Regions from separate parts of the Homo sapiens genome. Here all the other regions are linked to region 1. A link is a contact called in ENCODE Hi-C or POLR2A ChIA-PET data. All regions are on one chromosome and are shown on one strand. Each heading gives the region's core, a stretch centred on a gene start or an enhancer-like site at or near the end of the contact. The rest is flanking DNA. Distances are from core to core; before and after follow the strand shown.

Region 1 (3,437 bases), core at 887-3,386:
GCCTCCACCGGATGCTAGGATCACAGGCACACGCCACAACAACCTGGCTAATTTTTGTATGTTTTGTAGAAATGTGGTTTCACCATGTTGGCCAGCCTGGTGTGGAACTCCTGACTTCAAATGATCCACCCACCTCGGCCTCCCAAAGTGCTGGTATTACAGGCATGAGCCACCACGCCCAGCCAACATTTGAACCTCTCTGTAGTAATCTGACCCCAAGGTGAAAGTACACATATGAGATTTCTCATGTGTATTCTTCCCCCATATTATATAGCACTTATCAAATCGAATTTTAGTTATTGGTCATTGTCTTTCAGTGAGTTACTGCTTTAGGTACGAAGAGTGTCTTATTCATCCGTGCATCCTCTGTCCCCAAAGAGCATTTGGACCTTACTGAGAATTCAGCATGAGTTAACTGGGGTGACCTCACCTGCTGGGGTTGGGGGGCGGGGGGTTTGAATAATGTAGGAGATTGGGTTGGCATTTCTCTAGAACAGCACACAGGGCCCAGCTTTACACAAAAGAGACCCAATCATTCATTAAAGGGTAATTTAGGCCACATTCACCCAACTTGGATGAAAATTTCCAGAAAATGGAAATTCTGGCTTATTGTCCAGGTTGATTAATCGGTTTCAAATTTATTGGTGCTCATTTTGCTTGAATACTTGCCATAGACATGACAACATGTCCCTTTCATAGAAACGACAAATTCCACTTCAATTCCACAGCCCTTCATCAAAAACCCAGAGACAGCCTAAATCCTAAATCGTGCAGACAGTCATTAATACAGCAAAGCATATGCGTAATGAAGTCATTTGCTCCTCTGATCTATGAAATTCGGCTCGGTTACAAGCTTCCCTAGATAACCCGTTCAGGAACAGCAAGGGCTAGACAAACGTCCTGCACTTCAGTGATCAAAAAAAAATTAAATTAAAACCCAAATCATGGCAACCCAGAGGTGAAAAAATAAGTTGGAAGGCCTCATTTCAGAGTATGGACTCAAGCTGGCAAGCCAGGATTCTGATCTGGGCTGCCTCATTTACTACCTCTCTACCAGCGTGGTTTCTTTTATGTCCTCCTTTCCTCATCTAGAAAATGAAGATAAAAATACCACGGAACTCACAGGGTTGTTAAGGAGCGTAAAGAGTTCATACAGTTGAAACTCTTAGAATAGTGCCTGGCACACTATAAAACTACATCATTTTAGAATTAGTACCAAAAAGACGAAAAAAAAATCTGTTAGGCAAGGGATCTTCAGAATGCCCCCTTTTAAGAAATTCAAAGACGCCCCCTACCAAAAAAAAGTAATACATTTTTTAAGAAGCTGTCATAGTAGCTTGAGAATCACAAATGGTATCAAGGGCCGTACGGAAACAAAGAGGAACTTCTACGAAGGGCTTGAGATATTCTTCTCCGGCCTGGTCATTACATTAAAAGCCCTCTCCGTGCAAAGTGACTGCGCCGTCTGTTTGGCCATCGATGGATAGATAAGCGGCGGCAGGATGTGTTAATTTCTTGTTAAGCGCGTGTGCATGTGCACCCGGCAAACAATAGGCTCCAGGAGGCAGAGCTGCGCCGCCCCGGCCCCCACCGGCGCCCCATTTCCGGACTCTTGGCCACACACATCCCCCCTTTGTTTTCCCGGGGCCGGCCGCGCGTGTCGCTGCCGCGGCCACCCCACCAAGCTTTTCCGCCGGCCGCGCCTCGCCAGGAGGCCGCGAGGTCGCAGGGAGGAAGAGCGGGAGGAAGCAGCGGGCGGCGGCGGCGGGGCCTGGCCAGGGGGCGGCGGGCGACCGGGGGACGGGGGACTGGCGGCCCTGGGCCCGCGGAAGCGCCGCCGCCTCCCGCCGCGCTCGGGGAAGGCCTGCGCGCCGCGATAAGGCGCTTCCCCGGCCCATTGTCTGCGCGCCGCGGACGCCCAGTGAAAGTTCTCCGGGCCCGGCGGGGCGCGCAGCCCCACCCGCACCTGGAAGCCGGCGCCCTCCGGGGACGCTGGCCACTGTGACCCCCACCCCCGGCCGCCCACCCTCCAAAAGCGGAAGGGCGGAGGGGTCGCCTCTTGGGTGTCACCGGCCGGCGCACTCCAAAGGACTTTTAAAGGAGCTTTGTTAAACGGATCCTAAGTCCAGCTATTTGCTGGGGAAAATGCCTTTGGCTTCGGGCCAGGGCAGGTCCTCTCAGTTCTGGGAGAGTCAAGGCCACTTGCGTTTATGAGCCTCCTGGTTAATAAGTTACAAAAAGAAAAATGAAATGTGGAAGCAAGAAGTGTCATGTTGTACAAATTAATGTGCTTAATATACATACACGAGGGACACACATAAATATAATTTTGCTATTTACTAGCAGGATTTTTAAAAATGCCAGCTTTAAATTCCAAGCAATTGTGGTTGGAAATGAGACACATGTTGAAAGTTGCGTGATGTGTTTTTTCTTTCTTCATTCCGTTGAGTGTATAGCTGAGACCGTGTAACCTCATTTGGAGGTCACTGACGTTTTCAGTATAAATTTGAGACTCTTTATGTATGGCAGACCAGGACCAAGGGACTCTAATCCTTTACCCCCCACCCATGCCCCAGGCCGGAACCAGGATGAGCTGATATATGTGTATTTTTTTTTCTTCAGGGTAGCAGCATTTCAAGCCCATTCTCTCTATGTTGGCTGCTTCTGTGTGTTTGCCAGCTCTACAAGGATGTTCGTTACTGATCATTTACACAGAATACGGAAATAGCATAGAAAAGAACATCCCATTCATTCATACATCTATTATATATTGGACTAGTCCTATTATGTTTATTTCAAACAACCTGTCTATCATCTACTGCATGTAATACTCTAAATGAGCTTCTCTACTACAGTAAGGGCCTTTTAAAATACAAATGTCTCAATGGAAAAATATTCATCATCTATAGCACACCTGTCTGGCTGCCCAGTTCTAGCCCTGTTTGTTCACCGTCTTTGAGCTATTTGGTAACTCTGTAAATTATAGGTAACTGATAGCAGTGTCCTTTCTAGGATATAGTTAACCGAACACCACCACCTCCCTGGTGGAAAAGTTTCGTCTCCATTTACAATTCATCTCAACATTCTTTTATACATTTATGTATATTCCATATACATTTATGTTCTTTTGACTTTTCCTTTGAACTGGTTATGATATCTGCCTCTTTCCTTCGTATTATAGCAGTAACAGACATTCTTTAATATGTCTTCATATTTGTATCTGTATGAGAGTCATGATTTTATCGTTTTTTGAAAATTATCTTTTAACAGGCTTTCCAGTTATGTGTATCACAAATCAAAGGGAAAACAGGAAGGAAAGGCAGGAAAAAAAAATTAGTGACAATTTTAGTTCACAATCAGATGTAGGAGGTAAATCCATTAATTTGTTCATTACATATATGGAGCACTACCTGAGGGGTTATGACTGTGGTATGCTA
Region 2 (3,435 bases), core at 892-3,391, 1.3 Mb before region 1:
TATAATAAAAGTGAAACAAAATTGCTACGGTCCCTCCCAAGGCATTGGAAGGAATCTGCATAGGAGTCGAAGCTCAAGCTTCATTAGCTTCATGCTAAATCCATCTGTATTCATGTATCAAGCCCGTCTCTATTTTTTTCTTGTTGCTAATAAAGAAGAATGACCTGGCAACAATGAGGAGTGGCATTTTTTTAACTTTGGGAAGATCAATCTTAAATTACACATTAGTGTATTTAAAGATTATTCTCAACCTAAAAACAGAAAATTAAATATTGTCATTGATGACACAGAGACGACTGAGAAGTACCTTTTAGTTAAATTCTTTTTCCCTTGATAAATTCCAAGGAGGAGTTGCTGGAACCAAGTTTTAGAGCTCTCACCAACTTTTCTTGGTTGGATTTACAGAGGTCAAAGTTTGGAGTGCAACTAGAGAGGTTAGCAGTTCACTTTTCCCAGACCGCCTGGCTTCTCATAGCTTAATCTCTGGGCACAGCTGCTGTGAGCACACAGTCCCTGGGACTCATATCTTGCCCTGCTCCTGGCCTGATGACAAGACTGGGAGGAACTGTGGGCAGGTAAGGCCAAAGGGAACCTCAGACCAATATTTCTCTGGAGGGCAGAGGGACAAACAGAATCCAGAGGTTGGGATCTACCTTGGGGACAATGTCTCAGAGTCCAATGGTTGCAATGAGATGTGTTGTGAGTCAGAGCTAGGGAGGGAAACAGCAGGCACAGGGGATGTTGAAAGGTCAGCCAGGCAACGGAAACCAGGGGTCAGGAAGAATTCTGAGCTATGATATCAGTTGGCATGCATGGTGGGGCAGGTATTCATATCAAAATCAAGCAAGTTTCATTTTTCAGGATCCAAGATCTTCCTGCCTTCCTTTCCTGGTAGGACTCAAGGGATTCTTCCTGGGCTCATAGACACTAGGTGTGAAACCATGCAAAAGGACAGGAAATGGGTGTCACTCTTCTTTATTGAGGAGATTCTGGAATTATTTTTACCGGAGTTGATTAGAGAATAAAATGTGGTAGTCAAGATCAGACCTGTCCTCTCAGGCTCTTTTCCTTCTAAGACAGGAGAATCTTCTGAGAGGTTCCCATAGAAGAGAACCCTCACGCTGCAAGTATCCAGGATACACATTCTGATTCATGCGAGTTCTAAGAAAATCTTTATTTTGGGACATTTGAGGCTTGTCATCAAAGAACTCTAACTTTCTATCTCCCATCTATCTATCTATCTATCTATCTATCTATCTATCTATCTATCTATCTATCATCTATCTGTCTTCTTTCTATATATTTTCTATTTTCTATATATATTTCTATTCTATATATTTCTATTTTTTATATAATATATATGTGAGATATATATCACAGAGAGATGTATTCTTTTTCTCTATATATATATGTGGGAAAGTGTTTTGTAAATGGTGAAGAACTACTGTTGTTATAATCCCATTTCTGTCCAATGTAGATGCTGATTTTTATCTTGCTTGATAATTGTTTTCAGGTGAGATTATATCCGATAAATACTTTTTAAATTCCTTTTTCTTCTGTTTCCTTTCTGTTTGTTTTCTTTTTGCTTTTGTTTCTTTAGTTTTCTGGTGAAAAATGATTCCATTGGAAATTTTATATCAGAACAAGTGTTTTCAGAAAAGGAAGGGATTCTCAGATTTAAAGGAAAAAGTTTCCCTAAAAGTCAGAGCAGCTAGAGCTACTAGGAAACCCCTTTATCTAATCAATCAAGTCTTAACTATAACACACTCAACCGATGCTTGGGTAGAATATAAATTCCAAGTCACATGAGGTCTTATCAGTTATAATACTGAGAAAGAATTAGCCCCTCTGTTTTGGTAAGATGATAGCTGTGGGCTAATTCGTTTTTTCTTGATATATTTGGGGGATTTGAAAACTTAGGAAGTAAACAGGTTATTTTGTTCAGGGAACCTTTTCTGAAAGAGTTACCAGGGTTCATCTGATGCCATTAGCTTTGCCAGTAATTTCCATGATGTCAAGGGCACATGGGAGATTAAAGAGGGATTAAGACCTGCTTGCACAGTCAAAGCATCACAGTAAATTGACTTGACTTGGCAGGCTACACTTCAGGTTGGCACCTTTTCACCACCTAATCATATACAATCCAGGTTTGCAGTGTTAGCTAGGCTACTTTCACAGAGGCCAAGAAATGTTAAGCAGGCAAGGTAGGAGGTGAAAGTTGCTGGGAAGGAGTGGATGGACTTCCAGGAGAATGCTCAAGGCCAGGCTGCCACCATGAGCTGCCGAGGAGGATTAAAACATTAAGGAAAATGCTTGTTGTTGTTGTTGTTCTTTTTTCCTCAGAATCTTTCAAAAATGAATTTCATTTTCTATTTACCCTCCTTCCACCCGCTCCCAAGTTTTCCAGATATACGTTCCTCTTAAAACCTTTTTAATCGCTCAGGTTATTATCAACTCTTCTGCAAAAGGAATCAGGTTTGCCCAGGAACTTCACTGAATAAAGATGAGTTTATATCTTAAAAAGGAAACAGCTGGATGGCAAAAGCCAGGGCGGGAGGCAGCTCTTGTTTCATTAGTGAAGGGAAACTCGAGGGCCCGGAGAGAACAACTGGGCTGGCAGCCACGGCGGGGAGAAGAAAAGGAAACACACGATCATAAAGAACTAATCATGAAAAATGGAAAGTGAGAAAGAGCCAAGAACAACAAGCAATAAATAGATTTGGAAGGGGGAAAAAGATGAGGAGGAATGAAAAGCTATGCTCAGGAAAGAAGCAACAAGAGCATGTGCGTTTCATTTGAAAAAAATTAATGATTCTGAAAATCATTAAAAAGTCTTAAGGAAAATGTTTTAAGATAGCTTTTCAGACCCAGGTTTTATTTCTATGTGTTGTTTCAGAGTCTATTCCAGTGCATGAAAAAAAAAAATCATGTGGAACTAGTGGGAGAAACTTAACATACAATGTGCCTGAGTGATTGGTTTCCCTCTGCTTTTTTTTTTTTTTTAATGATTTCTGCCTGATGGTGGGGAATAGAAGCAATTAGTTTGGCTATGTAGGATCACTGATAAATCTGGGGATTCTAAGATTAACTCATACAATTCTAGTCGTAATTAGAAATATCAAATACATTTTCACCTGTGCAGTAATCACGTAATGTTCATTTATTTGTCATGAGGGGGTGATGATTCAGCACTCACAGGTATATCTTTAAATATTTTCAGACGAAATGAGCATGGATTTAAGGAGGAACTAAGAGGAAAACCGGATCCTAGTCTGTCCTTCATCTTGAAAGAGGACTATTGGTCATGTTCATATATTTTATCATGTTGAATCTGTTCATCGAAACATAGCCAATAGTCCAGGCAAGCCTAGAGAGAAGATATATGTATATATATATATATATATATATATATATATATATATATACACACACTAT
Region 3 (3,753 bases), core at 831-3,330, 1.5 Mb before region 1:
CTCCAAAAGAATGTGGAAGGTTTACTTTAAAACACCCAACCAGTTCATTTTTCTCAGAAGGCATTCTGGATGCCCTGACGGGGGCATGCCGGGATGGGACCCTTCTCCCCTCCCCACAAGAACTTCAGACACCTGCTCTATCCTGCCTTCAGCCCCCAGGCCCCTAGGACCGCAGGACCCCTCCTTCCTGGGTTTCCCTCACAGAAGAGAGTCATTTAATGTTATAGATAACTCAGCCCCAGCTCAACCCACCCACCCCTGGAGAAATTTAGTCTCCTCATCTTCCTCACCCTGCTGCCACCATTTCTAAAGGTTTAGTAGAGTCAGGGCGTCATGCAGGCCCTGGGCTTTCCCCAACCGGATGGAAGAAGGAAGTAGACGCCCTCAACCAGCTGGGGAGCTGGGCTGGGCGCCGATCTATATTTCGGGGTTCAGCCCCATGGGTGGCAGCCTCTCTGAATTCCTAACTGTGCTAAGGGTTGGGGTCACCTGCCCAGATACGTTGCATAGCCCAAACCCATGACAAAAGTCTGAGTGGAAATGGAGCCCTCCTTCCCCCACACACGAAAATGTCGCCTTTTGGCAGTGCGGCCCCCAATCCTTCATGTCACCTGAGGGTCACACTGCAGGCGCAGGGCTTCACTGGGTCCTGCCTCCTGGGAGGTGCTCGCAGACCAACTCCAGGGTCGACAGCCGGCAAAGCAAATGCTGGCGGTTAGGTGCTCAAATAACATTCTTCATTCCTCTTTTTCAAAGTTGATTTATAGCAATCGACAGGTTAAAGCCTCATCTGACTTCATTACTTTTAAAAGCTGTCTATTTCACAACTGTCACTTTTCATCACTTAGCTCAAATAAATACTTGAAGAAATGAATTGGAAGAGACTTTCAGATCATGTTTATAATTCTTGGTCGCCGCGTTAACATTCCTAATGACCTGACCCTCTGAGTTTCTGCAGACTTCTAAATTGGGCCGAAAATTCCTCCTTATATACTAGAAAACTTCAAGGAAGGTGAGGTGGCCGGAAATGCGACTCAAGGGAGAAGTGCAGCGGCTGCATGTGGAAGGCAGGGTGTTGTCGCAGCAAAGCATCCCAGCAGCTGCGAGGGCCCAGGCCCGAGACCCAGGGCCACAGAGAGGGGGACAGCTCACGGGTCAGGGGATTCACATGGAACCAGCTGCTGACAGGAGGGCCCCAGCCTAGCAGCCGCGCCGCCCGCCCGCGTTCCTCGGGTCCCGCCGACCAGGCTGCAAAACCACGAGAAAATTCATGCCAGAAGGAAACGCTGTTCATTGGGACTATTACTATTATTCTATCACTGTTTCAAAAATGATTTTAAAGGGCCCCTACGACCGCAGATGAGGAGTGGCAGAGTGAGAGCCATTTTCTCCCAGTCATCTTCGACTCAGAGCTTGTGAGACACCCAGAAAGAGCAGAAGCATGGAAACGAAATCGTACGCACTGAAGTCCGTTCAATAAATTGAAATAGTTTCTCCAATTTTGCTACCATTTGCCCAAGCCTTCTAGTATTACCAGCCGGTGGTAATACTTTCACTTTCTCTCTCTCTCTCCCTCTCTCTTTCAAGCTCTCTCTCTCTCTCTCTCTCTCACACACACACACACACACACACACACACACACAACCAGTTCTAAGAAATAGGAGGAAAAATACAGAAAAAAAAAAGCGAAAGGAGAGGTAAGAAAAAAAAACTACAGAAAATAAAAGGAAAAGGAAGGGAAGAAAAAGGAAATGAGAGAAAAGAAGAAAGCAAAGGAAAACCCAAAAACTATATATCTTTTCTTTTTTAGTTTGGGGGACAACGATAGAACACATATTTTCCTTATTTTTTTCTTTGAAAAAGAACAACAAGAACAACAAAAAACCCTAAGCTGCGTCTCTGAGCTTGTGGTGGATTGGGCGCTTGCTCGGTGTGCCTGGGCCGAGGCTGACTCCAGCGCGCCGCTCGCCGTGCCTGGGGACCTGCAGCCCCAGCCTCCGCCCCGCCCGGGAATTTCGAAGATTTCCCCCGAGCGGCGGCGCGCGGAGTGTGCTCCGGAACTCGCCATCACAGCGCTCCCCGCCGCCGCCAGCCTTCCCCAGTCGTGGCCTCAGGCCTTCGCCCACCCTGCGGACCGCTCCGCCTAGGTGGGTCTGAGCGCTCCCGATTTTCCGCTCAGAGGCTTTAGGAACCCCGAGTTAACATTGCTCGGTGGCCGCTGCCTCGCTGCGTGGACGCGGCGGCGGATGCGCTCGGTGGCGAAAACCCGGGCGCGCTGCCGTACCTTGGAGCGCCACCTCGCTGCAGAAACTGGAATGACGCCGCCAAGCCTCCCAGCCTGCGGCAGCCTAATTGTACGTCACCCGGACTTTTTCCGTAATCGAAACCCTCAGAGAAGCCGCAACGCACAGGTCTTCTGACGGGTTAAAAACCATTATCTGTGACCGACAGATCCCACAGTGGCTGCATTGGGATGAAGGGAAAATAACAGAAGAAGGAGAAAAATATATAGGCACAATTTCACCAAGTCTAAAGTAGTCACTCAAGCTGGGGAGCTGCTTTCCTAGAAAGGAGAAGATAAATGAGACGTGGTCTTTAGGAAGCCACTAGTTCGGGCCCCGTGTATTTCCGGCCATTCAGCTGCGGCCAGTGCAGATGTCTCCCATGAGGTGGTGCCTATAAAGTCATCCCTTCCCAATTATGATTTCCACCAAAATTCATTTATTCTGGTCAGTCCAGCATTAGAGGGGTTCTGCAGTGCCAGTCTCCAGCCTACTGGGACACTGTACCCACAGCTTTTGGCTTTGCTGACTAAATAACCACAAAATATAGCCCCCAACACGTACACCTGTCCGCCGGTGAAAGTAGCAACTGGCAAGAATTGCAAATTACACAGCCTCTCTTTCCAAGGTGCAACTGGGCATTTGACACTATTTTATCCAGTTGATAACTTAACAGGTTTGCCGCAATCTTATATCCACACGACCATAAAATATACAGAAAATTTAACCCACTTATATGGTGAGCCTTTGCTTCAATGTGTCTTCAAAGTGCACCATCCCAGAGATGGGTGTTATAAGTTAAAACAAATGTTACATGCCAAACATGGTTTTAAAAATACAGCATCTCTGTCATGGTCCAGTGAGGATTTGTGTGGTTTCTTTGTTTTGAAGGGAGGTACAGAACCTTTATTTAATGTAGTTTTTATTACAAAGTTCAAATCCTTTTTTTTAAAAGGAGCTCTGTGGATCCTACAAATAATGGGAGCTGAACTGGGGACTATAGGGTGGAGATAGAGTTTATCTGGTGTTGTATAAGCCCCTGTATTTCCCTGCCTGAGCAATCCCAACATAGAGATCGCTTCTTGAAACTCCGCAGTCCCCTGAGTTAGCGGGGTGAGCCCCCAAAGGGCAGGCAGGGGATAGCGTGAGTGCCCCTTCTCCCTGTAACCAGGGCTCCTCCTTGCTGATTAGGAGCTCTCAGATCTTGCTCAGAAATTACACGGCTGCGCCAGGAAAATAGCCAGGTTGGCTTTCTGGCTGGTTTGTCTCTTCTCCATCAGGCTAGGAAAGATTCCTGTGAGACCACACAGGAGAAAGGCCCCAATTTCCTAGCAGGACTTCAGTGAGCATCCCTAGTAACTGCCAGCTAAGGAGGGGTGGCCCGGGCCCTGGGGGTCTTGAGGCCTAGGCATGGGGGTGGGGGTGAGAGTTGGTGCTAACATGGGGAGAAGGCAGCTGATGAGAGATAATG
Region 4 (3,462 bases), core at 275-2,774, 1.5 Mb before region 1:
GCGTGTGCGGGGCGCCGGGCGGCGGGCCGGGCACGGGCGGCGCCTGCGAGGCCTGGCTGCCCTGTGAGCCGGGCACCTCGTCCTGGGGGTCGCGCCACGTGCTGACTACCATTGCCATATCTATGGGGGCTGCGTCCGGACTTCCTGCTCCCCTGGCTGCGGGCGGCGGCGGGGCGGCGGCGGCTCCCCGGGTCTCGGGCTCCGGCGCGCCGCCTTTTGTGTGTGCGAGGGTGCAAGAGGGCGCGGGAGGGCGCCCCGGGTGGCTCGGGGGCTGGTTGGTTGAGGTTGGTTAGTTTTTCCTTTTTTGTTTTTGCTTTTGCAAAGTTTTGTCGATGGCTTGTCTGGCCCGGTGTGTTTGTTTTGTTTGTTTCTCTCGGCTCAGCTTTGTTGGTTTCGGGGGGCTTTCCGCCGGGAGGGGAGGGGAAGGGGACAGGAGAGCGAGTGGGAGCAGAACGTGGAGAAAGAGGGAGGGGAGGGAGAGCTGAAGTCGATTGTCTGGCTTCAAGACAGAAGTAGGAGGCAAAAAAAAAAATCTCTCCAAAGATCTCGCTCGCTCTCACTCTCTCCCTCCCTCTCTCGTTCACTCTCGCTCTTAGAGCTGGTGTGCAGCCGAGGAGTTGGCGGAGGAGGAGGAGGAGGAGGAGGAGGAAGAGGAGGTGGTGGTGAAGGAGGAGGTAGAGGAGGAGGAGAGGCGACTGTCCGGGGGCCAAGTCCAGGGCAGCCCACAGTCAGCCATTCAGGAAAGCCATCGAAATCAGGAGGACTAGGAGATCGGAGGCGCCGGGTGCGGGCGCGCCCAGGGAGCCAGGCAGGCCGGGGCGGAGGCCGGCGGCCCGCGGAGTGGCCGGAGCGCTGCCCGGGTCCGGGGGAATCAGCATGAAAGTGGTCCGCGTCGGGCGCTGCGCGGCGTCGTCCTGGCGCTGGGCCGCCGCCGCCGCCGCCTGCCCCGGGCGTCCGGCGCGCGCCTCGCTCTCTCCGGCCGCCGCCGCCCGCAGTCGCTGGGTGGAGGCCGCTCGCCGTTCCCTGCGGGCCGCCCGGGCCGCCGCTGCCGCCGGAGCCGCCGCCGAAGCCGCCGGGTCGGGCCCGGAGCCGCTGCGTCTAGCGCCGCCGCCGCCGCTGAAGTCGCTGCTGCCGCTGCTGCCGCCGCCGGAGCCGCTGCTGCTGCTGCTGCCGCCGCCGCCTCACACACATAGGGAAAGAGTCAACTCGCCGGCGGCGGGGGAGAAATGATAAAAGAGAGAGAGGAGGGCAGATCACCACCTAGAAGCACATCCTTCGTGCGCAGAGGGGGGAGAAAAAGACGGAGAGAAAGAATGAAAGAGGGGAAAAAAGGCAGTACGGCACCCGGAGAAAGGAGGCAACTCGGGGAGAGGAGGAGGAGAAGAAGAAAACACACACGCGCGCACGCACACACACACCGCGGAGAGAAAAGAACAGAGAATCAAAGTGATCAAATATGCTAAAAAGGGGGGCGCGGGAGGGAATGCGATTTATAGGCGCCGGGGCTGGCAGAAGTGGCTTCTCCGCGATCAGCTCACTGAGCTCTCTATATAGTGAACTTTGACACGACTGCTGCAACTTAGCGCACGTTGCCATGGCGACGGCGCGCCTTATAAGGCAGCAGCCGGGGTTGGCCTGGCCAGGCGCGCGCGCGCCGCCCCCTCGCCGTCATTGGCCGGACTGCGGCGGCCCCGCCATGGCGGCCGCGGGCGCAGCCCGGTCCTAGCGCGAGCGGCGTCGCCGGCGCGGCGCGGGGCACGCGGGGGACCGGGGGTTGGGGGGGCGGGGACGGGGTGGCCGCGCCGCCGCCGCCGCCGCCGCCGAGAGGGGGATGGGCCCGTGCTGGCCCTGCGAGCGCTGCCTCTGCTCTCCCCACATCCCGCACCCGAGGTTTCCGCCCCGGCGGGGAGACTAGCGCAGCGCGCACACACAACGTCTCTTAAAGGCTCCGCGAGAGGCTTTGGATGGAATCGGGGAGTTTGCCTCTCGCAACTTGGCGATGTCACGAATTCCGCCGCTCGCGCACCACCCGGGACTCCTGGCGCATCTTAGTACCCACAATGCCAAAGAAAAGTTCCCTGGTTTCTTTGCAGAGGGATAGGGAGTGAGGGTGGGAAGGTGCCACGAACTGAGCTTGTAGGCATTTTCCAAACGAAAGAGTTGGCCAGATCCGGGTGATGGCAAACCCTTCTCTTAATTAACTCTGATCACTTGTTCGGTTTGGTGACATATATATATGACATATATTCTTTTCAGAGGATAAAGGCCGTTCTGTTTCTGTTTATTCCTTGTAGGGTTAACATTTCACAGGTATGTGGCCTGACATTTTAATTGCCCAAATAAAGCATCTCGGATGCTGAGAAGCAGAAATAGACTTCATCTGATTGTCATGATGCAATTAGAATCAATTTTCCTCAACTTTACCCTCTCTCGCTGGTTTTAGCTAACTCTCCAGCCAACATCCTGCCACACACCCAGTCATGGTGAGAGGGGAAAGACCTCTGCCCACTGATGGACAGGAGGAGGCAGCCGCCCAGCCTCCCCTGTGCACACCCTCTGTACACACATGTAAGCGCACATGTATCAGATGCACATTTGTCAATGTACACAGACAAAGACTTCACCGACTATGCTTCTAGGTCATAGAACAGTTGAGTACGGACTTCATTGTTCCTCAAGTTCCTTTTAAGCATTCATATAGTCATTAAAACGCACCCAGAGATTCTGCCCCAAATGGGAAATAATACTAGTACAGGTCACAAGAACCAAACCCAAGCCATATTCTACCTCAAGAAGTCACTGCAAAAAGAACAACTTCATAGCCTATTGCCATTCTGCTCCATGTGCTAAAATAATTGAGACAGTTGTGTCTTTGAATTCCAGGGTGTCTGGTTTTAAACATCAAACATGTAGAATTGCTCTCAGAACACACTATATTCCAACGCAGTAAACTTGTTGTTTATGACCAGTTAGTGAATTATCATTATTCCACATTTATACAAGAAAATTGTGTCTCCTTTGTACACACTTTGCACCAAGAAAAAACCTCATGCCGGTAAACCAACCAGGTTTGTGAACAATTAAAATATTTTACACAAAAGACGCTGAGCTCCAGGAAAGAAATGAACACATATGAAGAGTAAATTGATGACCACAGAAAACATCCTTGGTAGCTGAAAAAAAAATTGACAGGGTAAAGATATTTTAAAAATAAACCATACATATAATTGACATGCATAGATCACATTTTACATTCAATTCTCTTTACACACATAGGCAGAATATGAGGTAAGGACTAAAGATCTGGGCAGATAGGGGCTGGTTTTTAGGAAAGGAAAAATCTTCTTTAAGCTTCATTCCCGAAACCTCAGCCCTCACTCTTTCTCCGATGAAATCACGTATTTCACTAAAGCTGCAGGTTCTCGGTTTATTTGAAAGTTGTTAAAAAAAAAAAAAAAAGCC

What was found. Hi-C counts contacts between places; a loop is a spot of excess contacts on that map. ChIA-PET counts read pairs that join two places held with the same protein, here RNA polymerase II (POLR2A). Pooled maps may share reads with other maps.
Region 2: a loop to region 1 is called in a map of endothelial cell of umbilical vein, with 2.3 times the contacts of the local background. The contact joins two enhancer-like sites. A Hi-C loop is called at or near these places in 1 of 168 maps with a recorded cell type or tissue (endothelial cell of umbilical vein). POLR2A ChIA-PET finds 5 or more read pairs at or near these places in 1 of 52 experiments (WTC11).
Region 3: a map of heart left ventricle shows a loop between it and region 1 (4-fold over the local background). The contact joins two enhancer-like sites. A Hi-C loop is called at or near these places in 5 of 168 maps with a recorded cell type or tissue (aorta, chondrocyte, endothelial cell of umbilical vein and 1 more) and 11 of 50 pooled maps.
Region 4: a map of endothelial cell of umbilical vein shows a loop between it and region 1 (7-fold over the local background). The contact joins the promoter of NR2F2 here to the enhancer-like site in region 1. A Hi-C loop is called at or near these places in 8 of 168 maps with a recorded cell type or tissue (HepG2, aorta, ascending aorta and 4 more) and 17 of 50 pooled maps. POLR2A ChIA-PET finds 5 or more read pairs at or near these places in 3 of 52 experiments (HepG2, WTC11 and endothelial cell of umbilical vein).

What each region holds. Positions count from the first base shown.
Region 1 is chr15:94,843,415-94,846,851 of GRCh38, reverse strand. No RefSeq gene overlaps it. Among named protein-coding and RNA genes, the nearest start is that of LINC02852, 260 kb to the right of the region's middle. Within about 2 kb of position 2,136, at least 22 of the 41 ENCODE cell types and tissues checked have a DNase peak (open chromatin) inside an H3K27ac peak, as active enhancers do; they include ascending aorta, endothelial cell of umbilical vein, heart left ventricle and 1 more, where a contact is called at or near this core.
Region 2 is chr15:96,159,662-96,163,096 of GRCh38, reverse strand. The region is part of intron 3 of NR2F2-AS1 (NR2F2 antisense RNA 1); the gene reads left to right. All of the region lies in intron 1 of LOC112268156 (a long non-coding RNA gene), which reads right to left. Among named protein-coding and RNA genes, the nearest start is that of NR2F2-AS1, 170 kb to the left of the region's middle. Within about 2 kb of position 2,141, at least 9 of the 41 ENCODE cell types and tissues checked have a DNase peak (open chromatin) inside an H3K27ac peak, as active enhancers do; they include endothelial cell of umbilical vein, where a contact is called at or near this core.
Region 3 is chr15:96,355,583-96,359,335 of GRCh38, reverse strand. The region is part of intron 3 of LOC101927263 (a long non-coding RNA gene); the gene reads right to left. Among named protein-coding and RNA genes, the nearest start is that of SCDAL, 15 kb to the right of the region's middle. RefSeq lists an enhancer at 20-862. Within about 2 kb of position 2,080, at least 28 of the 41 ENCODE cell types and tissues checked have a DNase peak (open chromatin) inside an H3K27ac peak, as active enhancers do; they include endothelial cell of umbilical vein and heart left ventricle, where a contact is called at or near this core.
Region 4 is chr15:96,328,762-96,332,223 of GRCh38, reverse strand. NR2F2 (nuclear receptor subfamily 2 group F member 2) reads right to left here and starts at 1,524. Exons shown (of 3, transcript NM_021005.4): 1 at 1-1,524. The coding sequence starts at 118. RefSeq lists a silencer at 1,632-1,771.